4 separate regions of the Homo sapiens genome follow, and all the other regions are linked to region 4. Evidence: chromatin contacts called from ENCODE Hi-C or POLR2A ChIA-PET data. All regions are on one chromosome and are shown on one strand. Each heading gives the region's core, a stretch centred on a gene start or an enhancer-like site at or near the end of the contact. The rest is flanking DNA. Distances are from core to core; before and after follow the strand shown. Region 1 holds the start of WBP1L (WW domain binding protein 1 like). Region 2 holds the start of BTRC (beta-transducin repeat containing E3 ubiquitin protein ligase). Region 3 holds the start of CNNM2 (cyclin and CBS domain divalent metal cation transport mediator 2). Region 4 holds the start of NOLC1 (nucleolar and coiled-body phosphoprotein 1).

Region 1 (3,108 bases), core at 596-3,095, 590 kb before region 4:
AAAGGGAATACACTGGGCTAGAAAATGAGCTACATTCCTTTCACATGGTATTTCTAGTATACACAAACATATCCTGAGGAAAAATTAGACACTTCAATGCATAAATAAATTGTGGTTTACAGATAACAGAATGTTACTTGGTCATGAACAGGAATGAAGTACTAGTACATGCTACGATGTGGATGGGCCTTATAAACATTACGCTAAGTGAAAGGAGCCAGGCACAAAGACCACATATTGTAGGATCCCGTTTATATAAAATATCCAGAATAGATAAATCCATAGAGACTGAAAGCAGACGGGTGGTTGCCAGGGGCTGGGGGAAAAGGGAGACAGAGAGTAACTGCTTAGTAGGGACGAGGTTTTCTATTGGGGTGATGAAAATGTTTTGGAACTAGATAGAGGTGGTAGTTGCACAACATTGTAAGTGTACTAAATGCCACTGAATTGTTCACTTTAAAATGGTTTTTGTCATGTGAATTTCAACTTATTTTTTAATCAGTATTTTAAAATAGAGGATAATGGGCAAAACAAGATGTATTTGTGAAAAGGCAGCCCTAAAACTCCTAGGGAAAAGATAAGTATTTTTGCTGGCACTCAGTTTCTGCTCTTGTTCACAACACAAGTTCAAGCGCTAAGTTGTATAAACTTTGCCACTACGCTATGCGTCTATGTGTGTATGCCTTTCTGAAAAAACGGGGAAAAGAACAGAAAGTGAAGAAAAAAGAATCATAAAGCTTTGCCACATGCAAGGAAGGAGGGGTGATTGCCCCCACTGCACCCCACCCAACTTGGCACCAGGAGTAACGCTCCCATTAGGGTTTTGAAATGCCAGCTGGAGCTGGAATCAGCACAAGCAAGCTTCTCTGCCTGGATAAAGAGCAAGCCACCCAGCAAGAAAAGCTAGGGTGCTCCATTTGCTGCCCATATTGGCATCAGAACCACCCTCTGGTCAAAAGCCCTGAGCTGGCTCAGATCAGCATCCGTGACTTGCTCTCCCAGGCCAGCCAGCCTAACAGCAAGAGCTTGTTACAGCTCAAGTGTGCTCCTCCTCCTGAGGGGTTCCACTCTGTTTCATCCCACCTGCCTTCTGAGAGTCCTCCCTCCAACCAAGTGCGCCATGGCTTACAGATTTTAAAATGGGGCCAAGTCTCTCCCAGGAACATAGTAATTTTTTTTAAACGTACTAAGATGCCCTCGGAACTTTCCCCAGTCCATCCTTAAAGAAATATCCTCAGGATCCCCTCCCTCACAGGCCAACTCAATAGCCTGTGTACCCCTACACACACAGACGTACATACTGCATTACTGCCTGGGACACCTGCTCCACAGAGGGACACGAATAAGGCCCACATCCTCAGCTTGGCACCGCTATCCAGCCACAGTCACCCCAGCCCACCTAACCAACCTGCCGTCTCAAACGCCCCTCACTCGCTTGGCATCATGCCTCTGCCACCTCCTTGACACCAAAACTGTCACAGGTGTCCCTCAGCTAAATACCGACGCCCCTTTAGATCCTGTCCACGCCAGGCATAGACGCCCCTCTCGGGACCCCTCAACTCTTGGCAACAACACTCCTTCAGACCCCTCCAGCCAGGCCTCGACGACCCCCAGGACCCAACATGGCCCAGACGCCCCCTCCCCCTTACCTGCGGGGGTTCAGCCCTGGCTGACAAGGGGCTGGGCAGCGCCTGGAGGAGCAGGAGCGCCATGCCACCCAGGAGCCTTCTCCTCTCCATCCCCCTCCTGCTCCTGCTCCTCCGCCACGGCGCCGCCACCTCCCTCCTCCTCCTCCCTCTCCTCCTCTACCCTCTTCTTCCTTCTTCCCTTCTTTTCCTGTTTGACGCTCCCCTCCCGCTTCCGGCTCTGCTCCACCCCGCCCCGCGCAAAACACCCTCCCAGACACGCGAGAGACTCTCCAGTTCCAGCGCTTCATTGGCCTTTGCCCTTTGTCCATTGATCAATGTAGCTGTCGATCAAATATAAGTCCCGCCTTCCCCTGAAGACGAAGCGATGCAGCCAATAAAAAGTAGGAGGAAGCCGGACCATCTTGAATGCTGCGAAGAAGTGTAAAATTCGTCCCAACCCGCAGAGAGTGGCGGAAGCAGCTTCATAAGGGGGCGGGGCCACCCAGGTGGATGGAAAAGTCTATTTCTGATGTAGCCATCTTGAGTGTGGCGGAAGTACTAGTTTTCCAGTTTTCCACATCAAAAAAAGAAAAAAGGTTTAATGTTTCTCAAGGGTGTTGGAAAATAAATTATTCCTGAAAGGTAACCAGGCGCTCCTGAAGAGGAAAACAATTGCAATGTAAAAATATTTTAATGTCTTTTGTCTTGAAGCACAGCACTATTACCAGGATGCCTCTCTTGGTCTCAACTGCCCAAATAGCAGCTTAGGTCCGTTTGAATTCCCTAGAAGATAGTACCTTTATCTGAGGCATAGTGCTTCGTCACCCCAAGTTCGACGGACAAAATTCTGGTTCTACTTCACAAATTGCTCTGAAATCCATCATCCATTGCTTCAATCCATGTTCTTCTAGCTAAATACAAATGGCTTCCCTGCTGCCCTGCAAGTTGACAATTCTTCCTCTCAAATTTCCGCCACACACTACAACCATACCACATTAAACCAAATATTACTATATCATGGCCTCTTCTTTTAAATACTTCATCTACCTACAGAATAGAGAGTCCAAACTTCCCAACACGGTCCTCTCTGTGACTTCGTCCCTGTCTACTTCTCTTTATCTCACCTCTCACCACTACATTTTCCCACACATTCCACTCACACTGACCATTGAAGAGATGCCCAGTAACTTCATTTACATATTACAGATACAGTTCCCTGCTTACAAACTCCTAGCCCCATCTCCTTGCTGCTTCTTCTGGATTCTTGTAACACTTATATCTGCGTGCCTGGTTTGCAGTTTTTTGTACAGCATACCAGGTCTTTCTTCTTCTTCTTTTAAAGCCTATAATATCCTGTACAAGGCTCAACCAGAGCTTGATCAATGTTGGTAAAATAGCCAGGTGTGGTGGCTCATGCTTATAATCCTAGCCCTTTGGGAGGCTGAGGCAGGTAGATCCCTTGAGCTCAGGAGTTTGAAAC
Region 2 (3,054 bases), core at 489-2,988, 800 kb after region 4:
AGAATTTTAATGTTGGGCAGAAATCCAAGAACCTTCTTCAGGCTCAATGAAATTTTGTTAATGATACCCCTGAATTTTAATTAGGTGTTTTCGAAAACACTAATGCAAGATAAAGTTTTAGTGAATTTGACTAGATTCCAAAAAAGTATTCTTATAAATGGGGCAGTTTAAAGTCTAAAATTCAATTTTGTTAGTATCCATGTTTATCTGGATTTGTTACGGTATTTTAGGCAAAGATACAAAATAGCTATTTTTTTAAGCAAAGGAGTAAGATTTGGAGTGACAAGTCACAATAACTTCTGAAAAAGCAAGACTGGACTGCAAATAATATCAATGTCCCTAAGGCCACCTGTTAAGCTTAAAATCTATGCATTCCATCATTCTTTAGTTGTAACCACAAAGTCTGGTTTTACACCTAGGAAATACAAAAAGCATCAGATTAAAAGCATCAAATATCAGACTATACGAGTTTGCCAAAGATAAGCACAGCAAAAAGAAAAGCGTGATACAAAGTTAAAGAAATATGTTCCAAGGGGTTTAAGCACACCCACAAAATCCAATCTTTGCTCACACTGTGCTTCAACCTAAAACTGACGGGTAACCACAAATCCTGACTTATCCCTGACTTACTTCCCTCTACCAACCTCCACCCTTTTTATCTCCTAAATTTCTCAACTGATCTCATCACTTCTTATGGGTCTTTGCAACTCTCATCTCCACGGCCTTTCCTTTCCCAGAAAATGATACAAAGCACCTGGCCTCCACATTTTACCGTCCCACAATTTACCTTTAAATTTTGTTTTGCTTACCCTATTAGATACTCATTTTGCCCCAATCTCCTGTACCCATGTTTCCCTGACAATCTGCTCTTACTTTTCATCACCTTGTCCTTATTACAGTATTTAGCTTCTCCTTTCAAAGTAGCGTTATGTACCCCTCCCTGACATTTGTAATTCTAGCTTACAGTCAACACCCTTTTCCCCTCCCAGGGACTGTCATTATAGCCCTAGGTCCTCATTCCCAGTCCTTATCTTCTTTAGTGAGGCCTCTTCCCTTCCAGAGTTTGTCAACAGTAGTTTGGCCAAGCTGGGATTCCACCCTCAAGGCAAAGGCTATCCTCCCTCCTCATTCTACAAAACTATAAGCCTCTCACCAGCCCTAGCGTTCCCTCCTCCACCCTTAAATCCATCTGCATCCAGCCCTGCCCGTTCCCCTCTACCCACCGTATCTGTCTTCACTCTATCCCGCGCTCCCTTCCCCAGTCGTGAATGCACCTCCTCTCCCGGGCCTTACCGGTAACCCTGACACCAGGAAGGCCCCGCCAGCGGCCTCACGGCGTTTCTCCAGAGAGCTTCCTCCGCTTTTCAGTAACAGTCCCCACGCCCCTTTCCCTCCAGGGCCCCGCGCGCCGCCTGGAGCCCCCTCCTCGATTAAGCTCCCGCTGTCACTTGGCCTCTCATCCACAAGATGGCGGAGCCGCTGCCCCCACCCCTGGGTCCGCTCCGCAACCCCCAGCCTCCTTTCTGGAGCTCCCATCCCATCCCTCCAGCCGCTCCGCCGCCAGCCTCGGCCCAGGGTCCCGCTGCCCGGTCCCGCAGTGGGCGGGCGGCCCAGGCCAGCGACGCCGCCAACGCCAGCGCCTCCACCGTTCCCCGGCCTCCACCGTCTCCTCACCATAAACTTGAGTGCCTTCTCTTGCAGCACCGCCTCGGCCGGGTCCATAATCGCCGAGGCCACTGGGTCCGCTCTCCGCCGGGGCCGCCCCTTTGGTGCCAGGCCGCAGCCAACGCAGCGCCCGGATCCCGCCTCCTCTTCCTTCCCCCCGCCCTCTCTTACCTCTCAGGCGCAGGCTGAGGGGCCAAGGAGAATCGGCTTCTCCGTGCGCAGGCGAAAGCCCACTGGCTCACGGGATTTGTAGTTCTGGAACTTCCCCCAGGAAAAAAACTGAGGCTACGCCGTGAACCGCAACTCCCACAGTTCACTGCGGCAGCGTTGCGGTTGCCCACAAGCCAGATTTAGATAAGTTGCCATTACGCAGAGGAAATCGGCTGATGGGAATTGTAGTTTACAGCCTCTAAGGATGAGAAACGGGAGGGGCACGGGTGTCTCCGTGGTTACCGAGCGACGCCAGTAGCGGCTTGCCTGGCATTTGATATCAAGATGGCGGCCAATGCCTCACTTGTAGCCCAAATACTAAGAAAAACTGTGGCAAGAATCACGGGTCCTAGGACCTGCCTAACTGTGGTTTTAGGAAGCTGAACGTCCCCAAATTTCATGTATCTGGCATCTGCAGGTTTGCGACCCAGAGTAGCTGGGCCAATGGGCACCTGGCAGCAGCTCACAGACAAATGCGGAATTTCAAGGTCCTCCTAAGCCATCGCCACCCACACTTCTCCCGAGGAATCTTTTCTCCCCCACAGCAAGTCAGGGCCGAATAGAACTCGGTTCAAGAAATTCTCAGTGTTTAGAGCTCAAAAAGCACATAACTTGCTATTGCTAACTGTGGGATGTAAGCCCTGCACTAAGGGTCAAACAGGTACTTAACAAAAGTCCTTCAACGGTGGAATATAATGGCCTCCAGCAAATAAAGCATATAAATATTTTCTTTGGCCTGAAAAGGTACAATATGGGTTTATTTTGGAAATTGGGTCTACCTTAGGAGGAGAAAACTCTAGGGTTTGGTTAAAAGTGATTTAGGTTGTTTTAAGCTGCTATGTTTGTGATAATTGGTTATACAGCCTAAAAAACTGACACACACCCAAATGCCCCTCAGCAGGTGGTTGTATGAACAAATTGTAGCATATTCCATATGTAGCACAGTGGAATATTACTTAGCAATGAAAAAGAACAGTATAACAACAACAACAACAACAAAAGTGATTTAGGGCCAGGCGCGGTGACTGACGCTTGTAATCCCAGCACTGTGGGAGGCTAAGGCGGGTGGATCACCTGAGGTCAGGAGTTCGAGACGAGCCTGGCCAACATGGAGAAACCCCCGTCTCTACTAAAAATACAAAAATTAGTCGGGCCTGGTGGCACGCGCCTGTAATTCAA
Region 3 (2,998 bases), core at 333-2,832, 770 kb before region 4:
CAGGATGGCTTCGCCGGTGATCATGAAGCAGTCCCGGAGTGGGGTCATCACGTCCTCCACCGTCTTGGTGCGGAGCTCCAGCGCCCCTTGGATGATGTTCAGCTCCTCCTTAACGAGGTCGTTGTAGGGATCGGTGACCCGGAGCATCTCCAGCAGTTTTTCCCGGTTATAGACGGTGCCTATCTCCTGGCCCAGGACGCAGTCCAGCAGCTTGCTGACCGGGTAGGAAGCGGGGAAGGTCATCATCATGAAAAACTTGGTGAGGAAGATGGTGTTGGCCCCCACAGCCAGGCCATGCCGGGAGCAGATGGCCTGGGGCACGATCTCTCCGAAGATGACGATACCGATGGTGGAGACTACCACGGCCACGAGGCCCGAGCCGGCGATGTCGTCGAGCAGGATGGTGAGCGTGGTGTTGACCAGCACGTTGCCCAGCAGCAGTGAGCACAGCAGGTAGTTGCCCTGCCTGCGCACCGGCTCGATGCGCTTGGCGTAATTCTTCTCCTTCTCCGTGCCGCAGTTCTGCACGATGCGCAGCTCCATCGGGTCCAGGGCCATGAGCCCCAGGTTGAGGCCGCTGAACATGCCCGACAGGCACAGCAGCAGCGAAATGAAGATCACCTGCAGCCAGAAGGGCAGCAGGAACTTCTTCTCTTCGCCTACGATCATCTTGGTGTCCTCGCCGTCGTGGTAAATCCAGGTGGTCTCGGCCCACGGGGGCGGCGGGAGCCCGGCCACCCCCGAGCCACCCTTGCCCCCGACGGCGCCACCCGTGGACCCCGAGCCGCCGGCGCCCAGGGCGGGCGTGGAGAGCGACGTGCACAGGTAATAGGACTTGCTCTTCTCCATCTTGCGTAGCGGTTTGATCTCGATCTCGATGATGCCCGAGGTGCGGCGGTTGAGAATGATGTGGGGCAAGATGATGATGTCTGAGGTGCGGATGCCGCATCGCTGGGGGCCGCTGTCCGGCTCTGGCGGCGCGGGGCCCCCCAGCCCGCGCTCCCCCGGGCTGTGGCGCCGCCGCTCGTGCTCGGTGAAGGCGATGCGGGACCACGTCTCGTTATTGATGTTCTGCCCGTACACCCGCAGCTTGACCCGGGTCCGTTCGCTCACCCGCAGCGCCCCCCCTTCCATGAACGACACGTCGTTCGTGTCCTCCAGTCGCAGCCCGATGATCACCGTCTCCTCATTCTCGCCCACCGCTGCGCAGCCGCCCGCACCGCAGCAGCAGCTCAGCAGGAGCAGCGGCAGCAGCCGCCCCGCAGCCGCCTGCAGGATCCCCCGGCCGCGAGCGCTGAGGCTGCGGCGCGCCGCCATCTTCCAAGTGGGCAGTGCGGCGGCTGCCTGCCCGCCCGCCATCTTTACTTTGGGTTCACAAGCGCCACAGCCAATCATAGGGTGGCTGCTCCAGCTGCGGCTTCATCCTTTCAACCCGGCGGCGCGAGCGCAGGTACCGGCCCCTGGGCGAGACTGCAACGGAGCGTCCGCGGCCAGTGCTCAGCAGTTCGCCTCCCTGACTGACACTGACTCCACCTCAGCCAGCTGAGGAACCCCGAGGCTCGCGGGAGGGAAAGAGGGAGGGAGAGGAGCGCCGGCTGCTCCCGCGAGAGGCAGGCCGACCAGCCAATCACAAGCGGGTGCCCGCCCTCCCAGCCAGGGGGCTGGAATGGGGGCGTGACCGTGTGCCGCTCCGCGGACCAATGGCAAGGTAAGTGGGTGGGGCGACGAGAGCCACCGTCCCCGTCTGCACGCCAAGTTTCCAACTGAAAGGCGCGTGACTCTTGTGTATGTGCGAGGGGAGGGGGCGTGGCCATCTGGGACTCGAGAGCCAGTCAAAGATGAGAGCTGAAGAAAAAGGGGCGTGGCATCCGTCCTGCTGCCAATGGGAAGGAGCCGTCCCTGGGGCCCGCGCTCCCCAGGGGCCCCTGTAGTAGATCCCGGAGCCTGGACCGGCCAGGTTTGGACTAAAGCCCTGCGGCGCAAGGCGGCAGGTTCCCGGTGCACCGGTTACTGGCTCTCCAGTTCTCAATTCGTAGGCACAAAGCCGCGCGCCCTCCTGCCCCGGAAGCCCGAGAAGCCAACTAGAGGCGGCTTGGGATGCACACAGCCTAAAAAGCCGGGGCACCGGCCGCTGTCCCCAACTCCACCTGCGCGGCGCTCCGCCGGGGTAAGCGGCGTCGGTGGCCCCGGCACAGCTGCGGACCAGCAGTCCTCGCGCCTCGAGACTCCTAGGGTACGGGCTCTCTGCGGCTCGCGATCACGTGGCGCCACCTGCGGGCAGCATGAGCGCCCTGCAACGCTTTCCAGGTCGGCGGCGTACCCCAAAAGGTGTGCAGAAGTTACGGATGGAGCGGTCAGGGGGACAGTTCCCCAAATTTCCTAGTCATAGAACCCCTACATATTATTGCTAGGAGTATATACTTCCTAGACCTTTTCCCATATTTACAGAGTGGGAAGGGCCCCGAATCTGTATTCCCAGCAGGAATTCAGGCAAGTTAAGGAAATGGGAGGGGGCAAGCATCCTAAACAGACCCACAGAGGCTCATTCTTAATCACACTGACCAAACTCTGCTAGGGTCTTAGGTCACTCAAGAGCAAAAAGTTCTGGAAACCTAGCTCCCCAGTACTCCCAACGTCACCTGGAGGTGACGAGGTAGCAGAGTAGCTGCCAAATTGGTCTTTTCCTTGAAACTTAAAACATTCAGGCCGGGCGTTGGTGGCTCACGCTTGTAATCCCAGTACTTTGGGAGGCCGAGGCGGGCGGAGCATGAGGTCAGGAGATCGTAGACCACGGTGAAACCCCGTCTCTACTAAAAATACAAAAAATTAACCGGGCATGGTGGCGGGCGCCTGTAGTCCCAGCTACTCGGAGAGGCTGAGGCAGGAGAATGGCGTGAACCCGGGAGGCGGAGCTTGCAGTGAGCCGAGATCGCGCCACTGCACTCCAGCCTGGGTGACACAGGGAGACTCCGTATCAAAAAAAAAAAAAGAAAAAAAA
Region 4 (2,798 bases), core at 266-2,765:
GTCAGGAGTTCAAGACCAGCCTGGCCAACATGGTGAAACCTCATCTCTACTAAAAATACAAAAATTAGCCGGGCGTGGTGGTACGCGCCTGTAATCCCAGCTACTGGGGAGGCTGAGGCAGGATAATCACTTGAACTTGGGAGGCGGAGGTTACAATGAGCCGAGATCGCACCATTGCACTCCAGCCTGGGCAACAGAGACTCCGTCTCAAAAAAAAAAAAAAAAAAAAAAGAATCCTAATTCTGAAATGTCCAATTCCATCCAGTCCACTGTGAAAGCACTCTCCGCAGTCTCCTTAACAGTCAACTCTAAACAGTTTCATTAAGAAAGCAGTTAGATCACATGGCAGCCTGTCCCAGCTTAAGGAAGTTTTGAGGCTGATCTGATTCTTTGCTTTCGCAGCCTGATTCTGCTAAAAGTGCAAGCCATCCTTCCTAGTCATGCTATCATCCCTGCTGAAGACCCCCCCTCTCTCCTCTCTCAAAGTGTCTTCCCATGCAGGAATGTCCGTTGATGTAGATTACAAACCTTTCACATTCCTGGTTCTCTTACTCTTACATGTGTTTGGAGCATCCTAAATTGCCATAACTATGGTACAGCTTTCACTTTTACAAGATTCCTCTGTACCAGCACTGAGATTGCTACTCTTACACATCATCTTACTGAAACTCACAAAAATCCTATAAAGTGGATGATGACATCCCTGTAGAAAGACTCAGAAAGGTTAAATAAACTGCCCGGGTCACGTATCTAAAAAGTGGCAGAGCCTGGTCCCAAACCTAGGTTTGTTTGATTCAATTAGCCAAAGCTCCAAGCCCACTACTATGCCTACTTGGTAGGGCTGTTGATGACTCTCAATTCTCAGTGTAACTCAAAACAAAACTCTGCTTCTACTTTCATTCATTTTCTTCTTTACAAACGAAAATCCCAGACTTCATTCTAAAGAAATTTCACTTGCTTTTGAATCCCAGTAAATGTGACTGAGGCTAAGGTCAAATCACGGTTTGCCTCACCCAACGAAAAGCCCCCCAGAAGATGCCGAAGAACCAACGTCCTCAGTGGAACAAGACTCTACCTCCCCGCTGCACTCTGCCAGCCATGTGGCTTGGGGCCACGAGGCTCCCACGCTGCCGCCGCTGCACAGGTCACAAGAAAAAAGCAACAAGACTCAGCGATATCTACTCAGACATGGAGGAAGGTAAGCGACCGAGGCCGCAGGCTTTCTCTGGTCACTGCCGAGGGGTCGGCGTAAAGGCCTTGCAGACACTGGACTGGCGGACCCCCAGACTTCCCCACCTGGAAACCTAAGCACGTCAGGGCCTGAAGCCTTGTGGTCATCTCAGCCCGGTCCCCGCCCCAAGCCCGGAACTCACAGCTCCTGTCGCTTTGGCGAACTTATTGGCCACCTCTGAGAGTTGGTTATCGCGCAGGAAGCCGAGCACGAGGGGATACAGGTCGCTGGGAACCACGCGGCGAATGCCGGCGTCCGCCATCCTCCAGGCAATACGCGTCACTACCGTTGTCGACGCAGCACGACTCAGGAACCCAACAGGGGCAGTGGGCGGGCCTGTGTTACGTCATTGCGCCGCGCGGGCGCATAACGGAAAGGGTGGGCTCCACAGGGCAGTCCCACCTTCACCTCAGAGGTAGGGTAGACGGGAAATCTATAAACTCTTTCCGGTCCCACGCGTATCGCCATCTTGGTTAAGGGCGGAGCCCACCGGCCGCCAGCTTGTGGAGGCGGAGCTCTGACGTCAGGGATCACGCCCTCGGCGTGGCGGGAAAACTCGGGACTTCCCGCGCAGTCTTTCTGGGGGAGGTACCTTTTCTCAGAGCAGCGGTTTCCCGCGCCCCTGCTGGGACTCGGATTCCAGAGTAATGAGTGGACAAGCGGGCTCGAACAGTTGTTCTACAAGATCTCCCAACCGCCCCCATGGCGTACTGGCACGGCCAATGGATTCTCGCCCTTCATCTTCACTGCCTCCAATACCCAGGGAGGCCCTTTCTGATACCATCCCAGCCTCCAGACTCCTGCCTCTGCTGCAGAAGATCCTTCGGGTTATCCGTCGTGAGGGTGGGAGGTGTTGATTTCCCAAGCTGCCCCTCCCATCTCCCTTATATTCCGCCTTAGGTCAGCTCCATGAAGAGGAAAGGTGTCATGCACCAAACCTGAATCACACACAGCAACAATCTATTCAAGCTGAAGAGATTGTTGAAAATAACCCTTCTTCCTCCGGGATCAGAGTTCACACTCTGCCTTTGTCATGAGTAACTCCAGTATCAATGCCTTTGTCATGAGTAACTCCAGTATCAATGCTCAGACCTACCAAGTTAATTCCAAGTTCTGCCACATTCCAGATATTAGCAGTTAGCAATCCCTTCAATCCTACCCACTACCCCTTGGCTACCTCCCACTAATGCCGCTCAGGAAAGATAAGGATCCTCATGGGAACACACCCCCCTCTCCTATATAAAATTGGCCAGGCATAGTGGCTCACAACTGTTATCTCAACACTTTGGAAGGCCTAGGTGGGAGGATCCCTTGAGCCCAGGAGTTAAGAGGCCAGCCTGGACAACACAGTGAAACCCCCCTATCTCTACAAAAAATTTTTAAAATTAGCCAGGTGTAGTGGCATGCACCTGTGGTCCCAGCTACTTGGGAGGCTGGGGCAGGAGGATCAACTGAGCCAGGGAGGTCAAAGCTGCAATGAGCTATGATCCTGCCACTGCAATCCAGCCTGGGCCACAGAGTGAGATCCTATCTCAAAAATCAAAAACAAAGCTGGGCACGGTGGTTC

Evidence for each region. A loop is a pair of places that touch in the nucleus more often than their neighbours do. ChIA-PET counts read pairs that join two places held with the same protein, here RNA polymerase II (POLR2A). Pooled maps may share reads with other maps.
Region 1: a loop to region 4 is called in a map of CD8-positive, alpha-beta T cell, with 18 times the contacts of the local background. The contact joins the promoter of WBP1L here to the promoter of NOLC1 in region 4. A Hi-C loop is called at or near these places in 3 of 168 maps with a recorded cell type or tissue (CD4-positive, alpha-beta T cell, CD8-positive, alpha-beta T cell and naive thymus-derived CD4-positive, alpha-beta T cell) and 11 of 50 pooled maps. POLR2A ChIA-PET finds 5 or more read pairs at or near these places in 1 of 52 experiments (activated T-cell).
Region 2: a map of CD8-positive, alpha-beta T cell shows a loop between it and region 4 (31-fold over the local background). The contact joins the promoter of BTRC here to the promoter of NOLC1 in region 4. A Hi-C loop is called at or near these places in 2 of 168 maps with a recorded cell type or tissue (CD8-positive, alpha-beta T cell and naive thymus-derived CD4-positive, alpha-beta T cell) and 9 of 50 pooled maps.
Region 3: a map of CD4-positive, alpha-beta T cell shows a loop between it and region 4 (6-fold over the local background). The contact joins the promoter of CNNM2 here to the promoter of NOLC1 in region 4. A Hi-C loop is called at or near these places in 2 of 168 maps with a recorded cell type or tissue (CD4-positive, alpha-beta T cell and naive thymus-derived CD4-positive, alpha-beta T cell) and 8 of 50 pooled maps. POLR2A ChIA-PET finds 5 or more read pairs at or near these places in 1 of 52 experiments (HCT116).

What each region holds. Positions count from the first base shown.
Region 1 is chr10:102,742,685-102,745,792 of GRCh38, reverse strand. WBP1L (WW domain binding protein 1 like) reads right to left here and starts at 1,845. Exons shown (of 4, transcript NM_001083913.2): 1 at 1,650-1,845. The coding sequence starts at 1,739. It overlaps SFXN2 (sideroflexin 2), which reads right to left. Exons shown (of 12, transcript NM_178858.6): 12 at 2,301-3,108. RefSeq lists enhancers at 979-1,208, 2,149-2,198 and a silencer at 1,709-1,868.
Region 2 is chr10:101,352,849-101,355,902 of GRCh38, reverse strand. BTRC (beta-transducin repeat containing E3 ubiquitin protein ligase) reads right to left here and starts at 1,738. Exons shown (of 15, transcript NM_033637.4): 1 at 1,675-1,738. The coding sequence starts at 1,722. RefSeq lists a silencer at 1,515-1,694.
Region 3 is chr10:102,916,878-102,919,875 of GRCh38, reverse strand. CNNM2 (cyclin and CBS domain divalent metal cation transport mediator 2) reads right to left here and starts at 1,582. Exons shown (of 8, transcript NM_017649.5): 1 at 1-1,582. The coding sequence starts at 1,395. LOC107984265 (a long non-coding RNA gene) reads left to right here and starts at 1,541. Exons shown (of 3, transcript NR_160733.1): 1 at 1,541-1,708. RefSeq lists silencers at 907-996, 1,607-1,786 and enhancers at 1,256-1,942, 1,943-2,629.
Region 4 is chr10:102,151,106-102,153,903 of GRCh38, reverse strand. NOLC1 (nucleolar and coiled-body phosphoprotein 1) reads right to left here and starts at 1,515. Exons shown (of 13, transcript NM_004741.5): 1 at 1,374-1,515. The coding sequence starts at 1,493. RefSeq lists enhancers at 1,405-1,454, 1,625-1,924, 830-2,029.